Linked DNA regions of Homo sapiens: all the other regions are linked to region 3. The links are chromatin loops, found by intact Hi-C in ENCODE. Cell type or tissue: Caco-2. All regions are shown on one strand.

What was found. A loop is a pair of places that touch in the nucleus more often than their neighbours do. Peaks named below come from ENCODE experiments on the same cell type or tissue, not always from the same donor. Only the 100,000 strongest peaks of a DNase experiment are listed, where the experiment ranks them.
Region 1: it touches region 3 in a loop (5-fold over the local background); 7 of 110 quality-filtered maps call a loop at or near these places.
Region 2: a loop joins it to region 3, with 2.3 times the contacts of the local background. A loop is called at or near these places in 3 of 110 quality-filtered maps.

The regions. Positions count from the first base shown.
Region 1 is chr7:135,798,474-135,803,473 of GRCh38, reverse strand. No RefSeq gene overlaps it. Among named protein-coding and RNA genes, the nearest start is that of FAM180A, 52 kb to the right of the region's middle. RefSeq lists a silencer at 4,180-4,400. In Caco-2, a CTCF peak has its summit at 2,226 (motif pointing left); no DNase peak of the experiment used is centred here.
Region 2 is chr7:135,825,271-135,830,270 of GRCh38, reverse strand. No RefSeq gene overlaps it. Among named protein-coding and RNA genes, the nearest start is that of FAM180A, 79 kb to the right of the region's middle. In Caco-2, no CTCF peak of the experiment used is centred here; no DNase peak of the experiment used is centred here.
Region 3 is chr7:135,926,973-135,931,972 of GRCh38, reverse strand. It overlaps MTPN (myotrophin), which reads left to right. Exons shown (of 4, transcript NM_145808.4): 4 at 1,961-5,000. The coding sequence ends at 2,047. Among named protein-coding and RNA genes, the nearest start is that of MTPN, 48 kb to the left of the region's middle. In Caco-2, no CTCF peak of the experiment used is centred here; DNase peaks (open chromatin) are centred at 2,022 and 2,472.

The sequences.
Region 1 (5,000 bases), 130 kb after region 3:
TTCTTTTCCACTATAAGTTATCTATTGCCGCAACATTGTTCCATAACAGACAACCACAAAACCTCAGTGGAACACAACAATAAAGATGTATGTTTGCTCATGAGCCTGTGGATTGGCTGGGTTATCCTATTGATCTGAGCAGGCTCACACTCACATGTCTGGCAGGTCAGCTAGGGGTCAGCTGGTCTAAGACTACCTCAAGCTAGAATGACTCAGCTCTGTTCCATATGATCCCTCATCCTCCAGGAGGATAGCCCAGGCTTGTTCTCATAAGGTGGCAGGAGTTGATGACAAAGAGAGAAGCAAACAAGCCCAAATTTGTATCCAGTTTGCTCTTGTCCCATTGACCACAGTAAGTCCCAGAGTCAGAGTAGGCAGGGACCGCAAGGTTACAGGGCAAAAGGCATAGGTATAGAGAGACCATTGGTGTGGGATATGAATGACATCAATTTGTCACAGTGCCTGAAAGAGAAAAGATTGAAATTCCAAGAACAGATCAAAGCCTAGGACTGAGGAAGGAACTCTCCAAGGTAGAATTAGGAAAGTAAGAACAGAATTAGTCTCCAGAGAAGTGAACCTTTGGTTTCAAAAGAAATGGTGAGTCACAGACTGGCCCCATGGCTTATTCTGACCTTTTCTACTCCTGTGAGTGCTGTGATTTTGGGCAATGAATGGCTGAAAGCCCTGGCTTTTTTGCTCTCCACGGCAAGCAATCACAAATACTTTTGTTTTCCCTACCAACGAGATCTTTCCCTTCTGCATTCAAATATGATCTGCTCACCTTAAATAAACTCTCACTTGACTTCTTGGGCCTCTCCAGCTCTAGAAATACTTAAAACGTAAGGAAGAAAAAGAATAGATGGGAAGCAAGAAATCCTGGTGTCGTAACATGATCGTTCCCTTGAAGTTAGCACAGTGAGATTTCAGCTGGGGGCAGGAGGACTTGATCAGGACCAGCCGGGATGAGGTGAGGCAGGATCAACCTACCCATGTCATTGGCAAAGTCTGCAAAGGCTAGACTATGAGGCCATCATGTTTCTTGTTCCTCCTGGCTCTGAAATGTGGACTAATCTAACATGCACAGGATGTCTGCAGCCTCCTCACAACTTAACAAAGAGACAGGAGGGCTAGTTCACAAAACCCCCAAGAGTCCACTTCCCAAGACGGTTCCTACTGAATGGAGGGTGCGGTGCTGAGAGCAGAGTTGGGAGGTTTAGGAAGGGCTCTTCATTTCTCAGCGAGGCAGAGAAACAACCTGGAGTGCAATCACCCGGAGCAAAGGACTTGGGGAACAGCACGATAAATGTCCAGGTGCCAAGAATAGTTGGCAACAAGGACAGCAGGAGCCAAGCACGTGGAAGTGGTCTCCCGGGCACACTGCCAGAGCAGGGCTGCACTCAGAAACAGGACAAAGAGCCTGAGGGACCACAATCAGCGGAAAACCCAGCAGACAATACCAGAGGTGATGGCTGGAGGGACCTCTAGCCAGGCCATAGGGCAAGTGGCCTCTAAGACCATTGTTCCAGTCTGGGTTAGAGGGTGAAAGCTGGCATCTGTGACCAAAATGGGCCAAAGGAAAAGGCTAGGCTTTGAGCTGGGGCACTCAGATATGGTGAACTGCCAGAGAAGATGGGTATTCCAGAGCCAGCAAGTTAGCCAGGGCTGGGAGAAGACAGGGCACCTAAAGTAGATTGGTCAGTGCCTGAATCTGTGCCAAGTTGGAAGAGGGACAGGGACTGTGTCTGTAATTTACAGAACTGGTGATGTATAGCAAACGACCTGTAGGGATGAGGGGCACGGCGGGGCGGGGGTTAGGGGAGAGGCGGCCCGTGAATTCAGATGCAGGGTCCTACAGAGGAATTTGGACACCCAGCTTTGTCTCCCATTGGGAGACTAAGGACTCTTTGGCCACTTATGTGAACACAGAGATCAGTTCTAATTTCCTCTCTGTCTGTGAACAGAAGACTCACCAGCAACGGGGTTTGCAGTTGGCTTAGTCTTTTCTCCTACCCTTCCCCTCCCCAGGAATGGAAATAATTAGTGTTAACTCGTATATTCACAGAAATGCATTTATAAGGCATCAAGCCAATGATTTTGACCTTAATATTGCTCAGCTCACACCAATTGCACCAATGCGATCGATCACAACATGCAAAGAGAGTTCAGGGGTTAGCAAGTGTTCCAATTGTCTTCTCCTAAGAAGAGAGCGCCATCTTGTGTACAAACACTGAGTTCAGGATATGCTGAACCATTTTTTTGAGTTTTAGTTCACCAGAACTGAATCTGTGACCTCGTGTTTACTTTCCAGAGTTTCCTGAAACGTTGCATTATGAGAAACATGAAGATGTCCCTGAGCGTGTTAAGCTGTTGCCAGCCACGATTGTTATACTAAAGATGTACCTGGTCCGCGGAGGACATCTTTCAGCCTAGTTTTTGAAGACCTGTTACTTCTCTTCCTCAATTTTGAGTTTAATAGATGCAGAAAGACTTCCTACCTGAAATTCCACCTTTAAAGCATGTCTATGAAACAAAGGTTTTCTACCAGCTCTTCCATCCAAGTTTGAAACCTCCTGCTGAGCTTTTCTTCCCAATGTGTGGGGCCAGCCACGGTGTTGCTACCCGGGAGGGAGTGGTCTCGATGGGTAGCATTTGCTGATTTCCCTGATGCAAACTCTCGCATGGTGGCTGATTTCAAGGACTAGCGAGACCTCATTGCTGAAGAGCTGGGAAAAGCTGCCCCCGTCAGCTCTCCACAGCCAGTACAAGCTGGCTCCCGCCTACGCAGGAGACCCACGGATTATGCCCATCTTTGGGAAATGGCTCAGTTCATTGCTCAGAGATAAGGAACTGCTCAAAAGAGAGAGAATGCTGATAGGAACAGGCCAGATGTGGGGACGCAAAGACATATAATGTACCAGACAATGCCAGGAGGGTGGATATGAAGCAAAGAAAAGACATCTTCTCAAAATAAATAAATAAAAAGACATCTTCTCTCCCTTTTACAAAGACACAAAATCCCAGAGTCTTGAATGCTGTGTCCCAGAAGGGTCCATTTTCAATGGCACAATAATACATGGAAGAGGCTTAAAACTGTGCCTAACATTTCGTGCTCTATACGTTGTCTTAGTTGTTGTTAAAACTCAACTTTCTGGGATGCCTCAACTGGCCACGTATCTTGATAAATTCATTATTTTCTTCAATTATGCTGTAAGAAGAATACTTGTATCTTCTTCAGCCTCCAACAGACATTCCTTCACCATCTACGGAAAGACCCTGAATATTTTCACTGGAAAAGGGCCAGTAGTGAAATTGGCAAACACTCCTTCAACCAGGACAATGCTTCTGGGGAAATGACATTTATTGAGCACCTACTACATGCCAGGCAACTACAAAAGATCTCATTTCACCCTCACAGCAACTCTGTAAAGGAGGCGCTATTGCTGTCCTTTTATAAATAAGGAAACTGGGGCTCTGAGATGTTAAGGGAGTTGTCTAGGACTATATGGTGAGATAGTAACATAGCTGGGGTGACTCAAATCAGAATCTCTCAGGCTCAAAGCACGTTCCTCTCTCTATGTGTCCACACTGCCCTTGATTGAGAGAAGGCAGAGCTCAAAGGTGGCATTTTCATCAGGTTGTGAATCCACTTTCATGTCATATCACTGTGTGAATGGGACTCCCGCATTTGCACAGTGTACAGCCTGTGAACCCTTACCTTACATGGCTGTGTGCATATTTCTTGCCCCTCTTCTCTGTTACCTATACCCCATGGCCATTTTCTCTTCCCCAGACTACACCCCAATGCAGAAACAAAGGTCCAAAGAAAACACTCACTTCCACTTCAGTGAAACACAAATACTTTTCTCCTCAGAGGGTTGAGGAAGGAGAGAGAAAAGATGGTGGCCACTGAAAACAGGAGTGGAGGATGGTCTGGATTCCAGAAGGATGAGGAGCACCCTAAGCAGAAGAAAGAAGGTTCCTCTGTCAGAGAAGTCCAGCAAGGAGGGTGAGCTGCCCCCACAGAAGCCTCTGCCAAGTTCTCCTGTAGACAACGTCCCGGACACGTGTACGTCCCCCTAACCTTCGGGTCAGGAACCTGGGTAAGGGACCGCGAAGGAAAGCTGAGTCCCTGACTGAGTGATAACTGAGCGGAAATCAGTGGGGACATTTCCCTGTGGGCAGCAACAAGTAGTGATGGGGTTCCATGCTGTCCCTGGCCACAGGGAGATGTGCTGTGGGTAAACTACGTACCATAAAGGCAGTACAAGCGGTCCTGGGGATGAAAAAATACCATCTGAAATAGCTGCCACCAAAATTCCTCTTTGAGAGGAAACTCCTTTGTTGGAAGGGTTACTTGGGAAGTACTAGGGTTAAATAGTGAGCCCTTGAGGGGCATGGGTGTGGTGGGCACAAGGTCTGTGAGGAGAGCATGGCCTGGGCTTCCCGTGGTTGGTATGGAGGCAGGGTGGATGGGTGGGAGGAAAGAGGTGAAAAGAAAGACAGGAAGGTGAAGGGGGGTGTCAGCGAGGTAACGGGAAGCTGCCTAGAGAGGCGGAATGCCCCTCTCTGCAAGGAAACATACTCAACCCCCGGCTGTGACTGGGGTGAATGGGACTTTCTGGCGACTTCAGAAGCAGCTGTGGTCACATCTGGGTGGCTGTGATGTGGGACAGAGACTACCTGCAAAGACTTGGGGTCCTGGAGGCTGCAGTGACCCTGACTACATCAGCCCCTCTCTATCCCCAGAGTGGGAAGAAACTGTAGGTTCAAGCCAAGTTTAGCTATTTACTGTGACCTTGGTAGGTCCCTGCTGATAGCTGGCTTATGTAAAATTCAGACAATGAGCAGAGAAAACATAAATTCCAGCACAGGCGAATTTGGAAAATGCTGTATAGAGCAAATCGTGTTGACTTAGCATTTGTGCTTAGCCGAGAAGGTGCTGCCCTGCACGTGCTCAGAGCCCCTCTCCCATTTCACCAACTAGACAAGCCACTCCGCCA
Region 2 (5,000 bases), 100 kb after region 3:
CTCCAGATTGTAGTCTTTTTTTTGAGATGGAGTCTTGCTCTGTCGCCCAGGCTGGAGTGCAGTGGCATGATCTCAGCTCACTGCAACCTCCACCTCCTGGGTTCAAGCAATTCTCCTGCCTCAGACTCCTACAAGTAGCTGGGATTACAGGTGCCTGCCACCAAGCCCAGTTAATTTTTGTATTTTTAGTAGAGACGGGGTTTCACCATGTTGGCCAAGCTGGTCTCAAACTCCTGAACTCAGGTGATCTACCCACCTTGGCCTCCCAAGGTGCTGGGATTACAGGCATGAGCCCCTGCACCCAGCCGTAGTCTTGATTTTATTATCCACCCAACCCCTGACAAGGTGGGCATAAGCTTTGCATACCACCAGGTCAGTATAATTAATGGCCAGACCCAACAGGCTAGAGCCAAAAGCATCCTTACAGACCACAGCCCGTGCTGCACTCCAGGGGCTCTGGGTGTGCTGTGCTCCTTGGGAACAATGCCCTGGAGCGGGGTCACACCACGGAAGCCTCCAATGCCACGGACATGGCCTGCTGGCCTTGTTAGCTGCTGATCTCTGACAATGGGCTCTCCCTCCAGATGAAGAGACATTTTCTATGACCTTGAAATGTGTCCTGAAAGGATGAGAATCAGTCATGAATGAACAGATTTAGCCATTGTTCTATACCTGGCATAAAGGTGACAGGGTGGATAAACTCAAATGACTCCCAGGACCAGAAAGTTAACACATGTGTGAGCTCTGGTGAACTAGAGACACACCCAGCTGAAGGCCTTCAAACGCAAGTTTAGAAAATGTGCTAGCCAAACAAAAGACAGCTGAAGACCAGGTTCGGCCTCCTGGCATCCAGTCTGTGATCCCTGGACTAGGAAAAAAAAAATAGGAAAAGCAAGAGATGAGAATAAACAAAGGCAAAGTGTTTTATTCTTCTACTGACTAGCAGCCACATCCTCTCTCTGCTCTGAAGTGTCTTCCAGACTTTGAAAAATGATCCCCATCAAAGGAACATGTTTCCAGGATGTTTTTCTAGGAATCAGAATGCCCTCCACCAGCCAGCCCCTCTCTCTTCTAAGCTCCTTTGGGACCAGAGACGTCTTATGAAATGTCTAGCCGACATTAGAAGGAAATCTGCCGCCGCAGCCTGGAGGGTTTTCTTCTATTGAAACTAGTTGGCATCGGCCATAACAAAAACCGCATGAGTTTGGAGTTATTTACTTGGTGTTGTAACGGCAGCGTGGACCAGCCCAGTCTTCTGGTATTCTGTCCTGATGCCTGGCAAAGACGGAAATGAGGAGACACACGATGACCGCGTCCCAAGTGGTGTTCTGTGTCTGTGCCTGCTAAAGGCGCTAACAAAGAAGCCAGCCTTTGCCTCACACCATCATCACCGGTCCCCTCTGAGATGTAGGGCACAGGGTGAGGGGATGATGAGTTAGGTATCAATCACATCCAATTAGGTTGGAAGTAAATGGGGCCCTAAGCACAGGGTGCACCCAGCTGGAATGATTCCTGCAGCTGCTCCCAGCAAAGATATTGCTCTTCCATAGAGACTCCTAACAGGCTTATGGCGGCAGGTCAGGGCAGGGTGCGGGGAGAGGGGGCAGGTGGGAGAAGTAGCAACAGGGGTTGGAGGCCAGGAAGGGAAGGGAGCGGACTGTCAGGCCTTAGGGACTTGGATCACATGTGAGTTCCATATGGTCTGGTCCAGTAAAAATCATTAAAACAATGGTTGTGAGGATTTGGGATCTAATTAAATAATAGATTATAGTTAATTGATTTACTAATGTTTTCTTCTGATGTCAATCAAAGGCATCTTTTCTGTTTCTTTTCCTTGTATTTTTGAAAAGTAGGAAAACTCCAAGGACAGGGGAACAAGAAGGAGGATAGTTCCCTCGTGTGTGCATTTGAGATTCAGTTTGAGAATCTGTTAGAAAACACTGGGAAACTGAAAGCTACGAGGAGGGAGGGAAAGGGCAGATGGAATCAGTCGGTAAATATCTAACGCCACGAGCTCCCTCGTGCCTCCCACACCATCATCCGGCTGCCCTGGCTCCCAGAACCCTGGTGGGCACAGTTGGAAACCACCGTGGCACCTGCCAGGTCACCAGCCCACCAGACGCCCCCCATCCCACCATGGCTCCTGCACCTCTGCCCCAGACCCTGGCAGACACTCAGTGTCCCCCTGGTCCCCTGAGGGGGTGGCTGCCTGACCAACAGCCTGCACTTTCCCAAGGTTGCCCTTCATGGCCACCCACGGGAGCTACAGCCTCCATAGTACACAGCACAAGTTAAGTATGTTGAATATCACCCCCAGGAAAAGGGCTAAAATAGGAATGAGTTGGCCTAAGGAGACTTCATAATAGAAACATAAAAAGGCCACGGTTAATAAATGTATATGGAGACTATTGGGGGGAAATGTAAGAATTGACATGAAATTGATGTGATTGGAAAGGCATCAGCTACAAAAAAGCCAGAGAAGAGACAAATATTTTCTTGATCAGATAAAGGGTGAGATTGATAAAGTTTAGATGATATGAGCTACCTTAGCCCAGAAATGCCTATCAGTCCAACCTTGAGACAACTTCCCAGCATTTTTGTGGCTTAAAAACAACAAAGAGAGATAATCTCATTTCACTCAGCACCTCGAAAGAACTCTCTGGTGACATGGTAATATGAAACTCACAAATCAAATGCCTCGGGGTAAGTCAGCCTCCTTCACTTTACTGACAAAGTTCTATCATCTGTAAGAGGAAGAAGAATTTCTAACCTGAGTCAACCAATTTAAAATCAGTGATCAGTGGGCTGGTCTGTGTGCTTGAGGATGGCACATAATTTTTTTCTTGTTTGGCAGTATACAAGGACACAAAAAAGTTCCAGGGGAGGTAAGGTTGTCCTGTTAAACCATAAGATTGATGCAAGAAAGACCACAGTAGCGAGCCAAAGTCTCCAGAAAAAGACAGAATGACTCCCAAATCTATAAGACTGAACTGAACGTATGAACAGATGAAGCTAGATCATGCCATCAGAAAAGAAGTTGGCACATTTCAAGTTCATCAGAGCTCGTGGGCCCTATATCCCATATTTGGCCATGATTCTTCAGTCTCTTACAACTTGAGGCTGTTAAACCATCTAATTAGTGCACCTCGTTCCGATTCCAAGCTCCTCACCAAACAATCTTCTATTGACAATTGGCATGAAGATTGTTCTATAGGAAGAGATAGGTGAGAGCCATTACAATGTATTTTATCTGCATGATAGTTGCATTTTTCAATATCTGATTTGATCCACAAGCATATACATTTGTTTAGAGCAAATTTTCTCAAGCATTGGATCTGCTGTCATGATCCTGGCTGGATCAGGCTTTGAACCATAAAGCTAGGGGTAAACCCTTGACCTTGAGGAGACCTTCAATACCATTATCATTGGAGTCAGGGAGCTTCCCTGGATACAACTCACTCTAGACCTTCAACTCACATCTGTAACTCCCACTTGAGTTCTTTGTTTTCTAGACGTGTGTTGTGTGTTGGGCTGCTTTGAGCCTCATCTCCCTAGGTGATTTTCCTAGGGACAAACAGCTTGCACCATGACTCCGGACACTAAGCCTCACTGGGGGTCTCTGTAGCTCTTCATGACTGCTCAGGATCCCGTTAATAACCAGATCCTGCTGCCTGCCAGTGTCTGCCACGTTCCTGTGTCAAGAGGACATACTTTGTAAGATGTCTACCTACGGGTTATTTTTTTCTCTTTGGTCAGTCACCCGGTCACTCTGAAGATTAAACGCATAACCCAGGTTTCTGCACCCCCAGCTGTGGTCAACTGAGTGAAAACAACTCTAGTGCAGATGCCTTGAATATCCCTGACTTCCAACCATCTTATATGGGGCAGAGTCCCAGACAGACAGTGATGGCCTCCAAAGTTAACAGAGTGTTGTCAGCCCCTTTTTCTCTCCAATCAGGCTCTTACGTGCTCACCTGGATGGCAAGTTATCCAGGGATGTGAACAAGTGCTTTCTTTCAGCCTACTACTCATGTCAGTATCCCCAGTGCTTAAGAGGGTGCCTGGTACATAGCAGGGGCTCAGTAAGTGATTTGGAGTGAGTGAATGAATGAATGCAGGCAGTGTTTCTTTACCTTGCCTCTGCCTCAAAGTCATTCACAAGCACAACATGTCCTGGGAGTAACAGCTCTCATGACACAAAGGGATTCTCAGTGGTATGGGAGGGAGAGAGGAAGTCAGTTGCAAATCAAAATATCTAGGGCCTTAAGTTTAATAACCCTCTCCCCCTCCCCCAACACACACACATGCACACATCGCAGGAGATCCTAAAATGGCCACACTGACCCTTTGGAAAGAGACTAAAAGGAAACACTTGTTGGCTTCCTCCATAGAGGCATCCCGCCCACCTTGAACAAAACCAGGCAGAGCCTGGGGAGCAACCAGAGAAGGAGCGTGCCGACTCTCCAAGGCTCTGCTCCTTCTCATCCACCCACACGCAAGGAGCCTCACTCACTCACGGCACCGGGTGTTTGCCATTTCCTGTATGGAAAATGGTTACTGTAATTTTGTTTTCAAAGAAATAAGCCTCCCAGTCAAACACGCCATGCCAAAGGAGAAGCCAGGCTCGCGAGAGCCCACTACAGGGCTCTGCATGGAGCGGCATTTCCTTCTTGCCAGAGACAGTGCCTGTCTGCTCCTCCTCCTTGTGGTAGAAGCCCACAGCTGCCCGGCCTTGGGAATCCAGGCTGAGCCCCCAGGTTACTCCCACTACGGCTCTAGGGACATGGAGGTACACTGAGAGCCTTTGGGGTCCCAAAAGATGGAGACAAAAGAAGGTCAATTTTGAAGTGAAATTCCCTGGAAAGGAATCCAAGAGGAGGCTCCAGGAGCTCTGCCCCCTAGGTACAGTGAATACCTAGAGCAAGGAACTGTCAAATGCCAAATCAGGACCAAGGACCCACTGGCCTATGTCCCCACTGTCCTTAATCTCCAGCCTCTGG
Region 3 (5,000 bases):
GTAAAAGAGCAGAATTAGAATGTTCTAACACAAAGAAATGATAAGGGCCCTGATTTGATCATTACATATTGTATGCCTGTATCAAAACATCACATACCCCATCTATATATATAACTGTTATGTACCCATAATAATTAAGAATTAAAATTTTAAAAAGCAAGAGGGGACAAATGATTCCCCAAGATGAAATTAGGGTGCTGCCATCAAATGGAGGGAAATAAACTCTGAGAGCTAAAAAGCAACAGAAGTTCACTATAATATGTAACTGTTAATGCAGAATTATAGTTGATAATGCTAGTCATAAAAGTAGCCATCAAAATGAATAAGAAATAACTTTTTTGAATACAGTTATCCCTTAACCATTGTGGCGGGACTCACAGCACTGAAGTTCTCACGCACTGACGTCTCTCCCACTTGACCCTGAATTCCATGTCTTCCATGAAGCAGTTAAATTCATTTAGAAAATGAGGAAATAGAGACTTTTATAATAATACTGAGGAGGACTTTGTGATCATTTAACACTTCCTAAAATGTCATCTCCTCCCTGGTTTACCTAATCAGCCTGTACTTCCTTGTCAAGACTCAGCTCAGGCATTTTACCTCATCCCGGAAGACTTTCTCCCTTAAAACGCCCTCCTGCCACATCCTGTTCTGATTATGGGCCACTCATCCCTGTTACTGTTCTCTTCCCATAGTGTTGTGTTGGCTGAGTTGTCTGACTCTCATACCAGCCAGACTGGCAGACTCTTGTCTTATTTTTCTTTGATTCTCCAGTCCTTTACACAGTATGCGCATATTAAACATTCAGTAAATATTTGTTGAGTGAATGGGTGGATTTGCCAGAGAAGAGGATAAGGCATCCCATCTAGAGCCCGCATGGATAAAGGCATGAAACACAGCAGGAACTGGTGAGAAATTCTGTAGGATTAGAGCATGGAGCGGTTAACTGGAGAAGAGACTGGTAAAGCTGACCAGCGTTAGCCTCTAAAGGACCATATGTGCCAAGTTTAAACAATTCTGTAGGTGTCAGGAACAAGCAGAAGAATGTGTGAGATTTGGCAAGGGGAGTGGGTCAGGACTCTAGAGAATGTGTGGTGAATAAATACTGGCTGGAGCTAGAGCTGGTAAACAGAACCCTCAGATGGTAGGATGTTGTCTCTGGGAGTTAAGAATCAGACCTGGTTTGGGAGCAGATTAACCTACCATGCACCTAGGCACTTTTCCAAGTGCTGGAGTACAGTGGTGAATTACTGCTCCCATGGAGCTTTCATCCAGAAAGGGTAGACAGATGAAACAACATACAGGCACAAAAGGGCACATACACACTCTCAAAACCAGAATGCCGCGTTGCAGATAAAATGTTCCAAGGCAGCACTCTCCAAGTTAAGCGTTCAGAGCAGTCTGGTGTCTGCACTGAATATTTCCCTACAATATCGCAGGGAACCTTCTTATAGTCCGCATCTCAGGCATTTACTGCGAAGTTTTTACAAGTAAAATGACGAATACAGTATTTGTTCTTGATGTATATAATACTGAATGCACTCTACAAAAAGTGTTTCAAATAAGAAAAAAATAATTTGTCACAGGAATACTTTAGCAAAGTGATTTACTTTTTCCCCGTTTCATACTGCACATAGGGATATTATTTTTAAAGCCTAATTAGATAAATATATCTAACTTGCTCAACGTGCTCTTCCTAATCATCTCATCCATGATAGTATAAATAAAAGCCAGTGATTGCCTGGGTTACAATTCTTAGTGCCTGAAAAATAATGTGGCATTTTTATAATTAATCCATAATGTTGCCAACTTGTTTGTTTTTCTGCAGTAGAATAGACTCCACTAGTAAAGGAATTTTTAATTCTTGATGTAAACATTAACCTGTGCCATGTGAGCTAGTCTTACATTCCCTTCCCCCAGTTGTGGGCTCATTTAATGAGCCCTTTCCTCTCTTTTCCAGGGTGCTGATAAGACTGTGAAAGGCCCAGATGGACTGACCGCCTTTGAAGCCACTGACAACCAGGCAATCAAAGCTCTTCTCCAGTGATGGATGGATGGACTGATAACTCCGGAAGAATGACTCTCCTGTGGCCTCACACTGCTGCCTGTCTGTCTGTCACTCTCTATCTGCCAGCTTCTTCAGCTAAATACTTTAAGAGGGGTGAGGGGAGAGAGAAATTCATAACAAATCCGACTACCAGAAAAAAAAAATTGTTTTGGAGGAGGGGCAAAAGGAACCATGATCAGGCTTTTACTGGGATTCCTGATCAAGTAAGCCTCTTCCCTTTCTAATAAAATATACACCTTATACCCAAGGGAGAGCAAAGACAAAATACACCAGTAACATTTGACCTTTTCAGCTCCCTAGCTAATTTATTAGATTGTGTTGAAGGTCTGATTCTACAAAGGCCAACTCTACATATTTGGTAGCCCTAACTGTCTGAGCAGTAGTGGCTGCTGTGATGTAAACTTAGGGTGCTGAGATAAGCAATTAGCTCTAGCCTTCTGCCTTAAGAATGCACTCTACTGGGGATTTCCTGGCATAGTTAAGAGCGCTGCCTATAAGGTTGGTGACCAAATCTTTCCTCGGTGACTTTAAGCTTTATGTGAAAGCTTAGTTAAGGTGAGGAGGGGCACACTCCTAAATTGCTGGATGACTGAACTTTGGATTTTCTCTCCCCTTTCACATGGATTTCATGTCTCTTTAGATAAAACTGACTAGTTTTATTTATAAAATCTTAAGTTTTGGAAGTCTAAAGGAGAAACCATTCCAGTATGCATATTTTTTTCTCCTCTAGATTCATACATTTATATAGCATTGAAACACTTTCAAACTCCTGCTGGTAGTAAAAGGGGATTTAAAAATAGAATCATAGCCATAAGCCTGTTAGTATCATATGAAGAGAGAACAGTTATCTTAGTACCTATGGATTTTCTTTATTTGCTGTTTGAATGGATTGACCTTGGTTATGTGTTGAGAATTAAGGAACATTCTTTGAAATGCCTCTCTCAGACCCATCTTGGAGGCTGATTACTTACTGCACCAAAGCTATCACTGGGGTGAGATTTACTGTTTGGACAAATTTAGCCCCATCCCTTCAAAAATACACTTGTAACCAGGTTTCCCAGAGTTGTTGATAGGCTTCTGCTGAACATATGCCAACCCACCTGCATAATATATTTTTGTTGCTTTTATAAATCATGCATTACATAAAGTGTGACAACTTCAAAATGTATTCTCTGTTCTTGGAATACAGTGCCCTAAAATGGTGTTCTTATGACCTGCAGAAAATATTTACACATATTTCCAAATATTTATTTCATGAGCAGTACAGCTAATTAAAATATATAAGCTTAAATTTTATATCTTACATTTAAAATATTAAGATTCCTTTGACTTGCCATCCATATAAGCTTGCTAAAAATATTAAGACCAAGTCATGCAATAATTGAATGTACCTCAAATTTTTAGGGGAGGGTGGGTTAGGGACTGATACTCAGATTGTGGATAATAATTGAATTGGTTTTTAAAGGCAACATAGCATTCTACAGCAGGGTTAATCTATTATCAAGAACAGTCACCCTGGTTAATAACAAGTTTTACTGATCAGTTGCTGGTTGGTTGGTTGGTTGGCATGTGGGTGTGTGGGTGTATAGGTGTGTGTGGGTGTGTGTGTGTATTTTTCCCCATGAGTCCTTTTTTTAATCCTGTGGCTTTTTCACTTACAACTAGCCTAACCCTGTAATTTTCCTACATCCAAGAAAACAATCACAAAGTAGTGGTTTAAATACTTTGTTGTATTTGGCTAATTTTGCTGTCTTAATGCAGCCTATTAAGAGTTGGGTTAAAAATCAGTAATCAGTACTTTATTACATCACTGAACTAAAATATGGAGACATCCTCATTGAAAATGGAGGGCACTCTATCAGTCTATAACTATCAACGTAGTGCAACAGGGTGTTTTGATACCTTTGTTTTCACCTCTTGACATAATGCTATTTAAAGGCTTGAATTTTTCCCTTTATATAATTTTCACCTTTACTTTCAAAGTGTTTTGTTGTAGTTGGCTATTGCAGAGAGTGCATTGTCCTATCATTCCTAAACCTGGTCTGCTTTCTACATTCATGGTATGGAAACCATGTGATTCTTTGTACAGTTTATCCTGATGTTGCTTGTAATGCAGTAGAGGCTATTTCGCCTTCGCTTTTCTTTCTCGACCTTTTTGTAAACCCTATAATTATGAAGCGATTGCTTGAGAAAATAACATATAAACATAGAATAGAATAGACTGACCAAGATGGTTCACAGTTTCTTTTTTTAACTAGGTTATTTATAATGTATTTCTGAACCACTTGGCAGACAAATTCACAACACTTAATGTTCATATTTTGAGTAAAGGAAGCTAAAACCATGTTTGCTTTCTGGTACTACATGCATTAGCGAAAGGTTAAGTAAGTTTTGTTCTCCACTGAAGTAATACTTAACATCTCAGAAAAAATTTTGCATGTTCTGTAGTTTTGTATTAAATCAGTCATTTCATATGCACTATATCAAGTACAAACAGGTAGTTTACCTGTTTATAGTAGTGTACTAACAAAGTCTCCCTTGCAGCTTCAGACTGTTATCTATAGGCTTATCGTTCAAATACAGCACTTGAATATCCCAAGTAGTTCTTCTACGCATAGCTCACCTTTCTAAACCCAGTTAAGCATGGAAGAGAGGTAGTAGGTAGGTGCAGTGTGTGGAAGCTGCAAACAAGTAGGCCTTTTATTCATTGATATCTTTTCCCAAGTACTGGATTTTAAATCTGTATGTATCTGTTTGATTTTTTTTTCTAATATTTCAGTTGAGCTGCTGTTTTCTTCCATGCAATATTGTATACTCAATTGTGTATAGAAGAAGCTGGTGAGAGTGCCCTCCTACATAAATAAGCAATTGCAGTGTTTTGCATGCAAAATATAAAAAATTTAAATTGTCCTGATTCTATTTTGTAAATGGA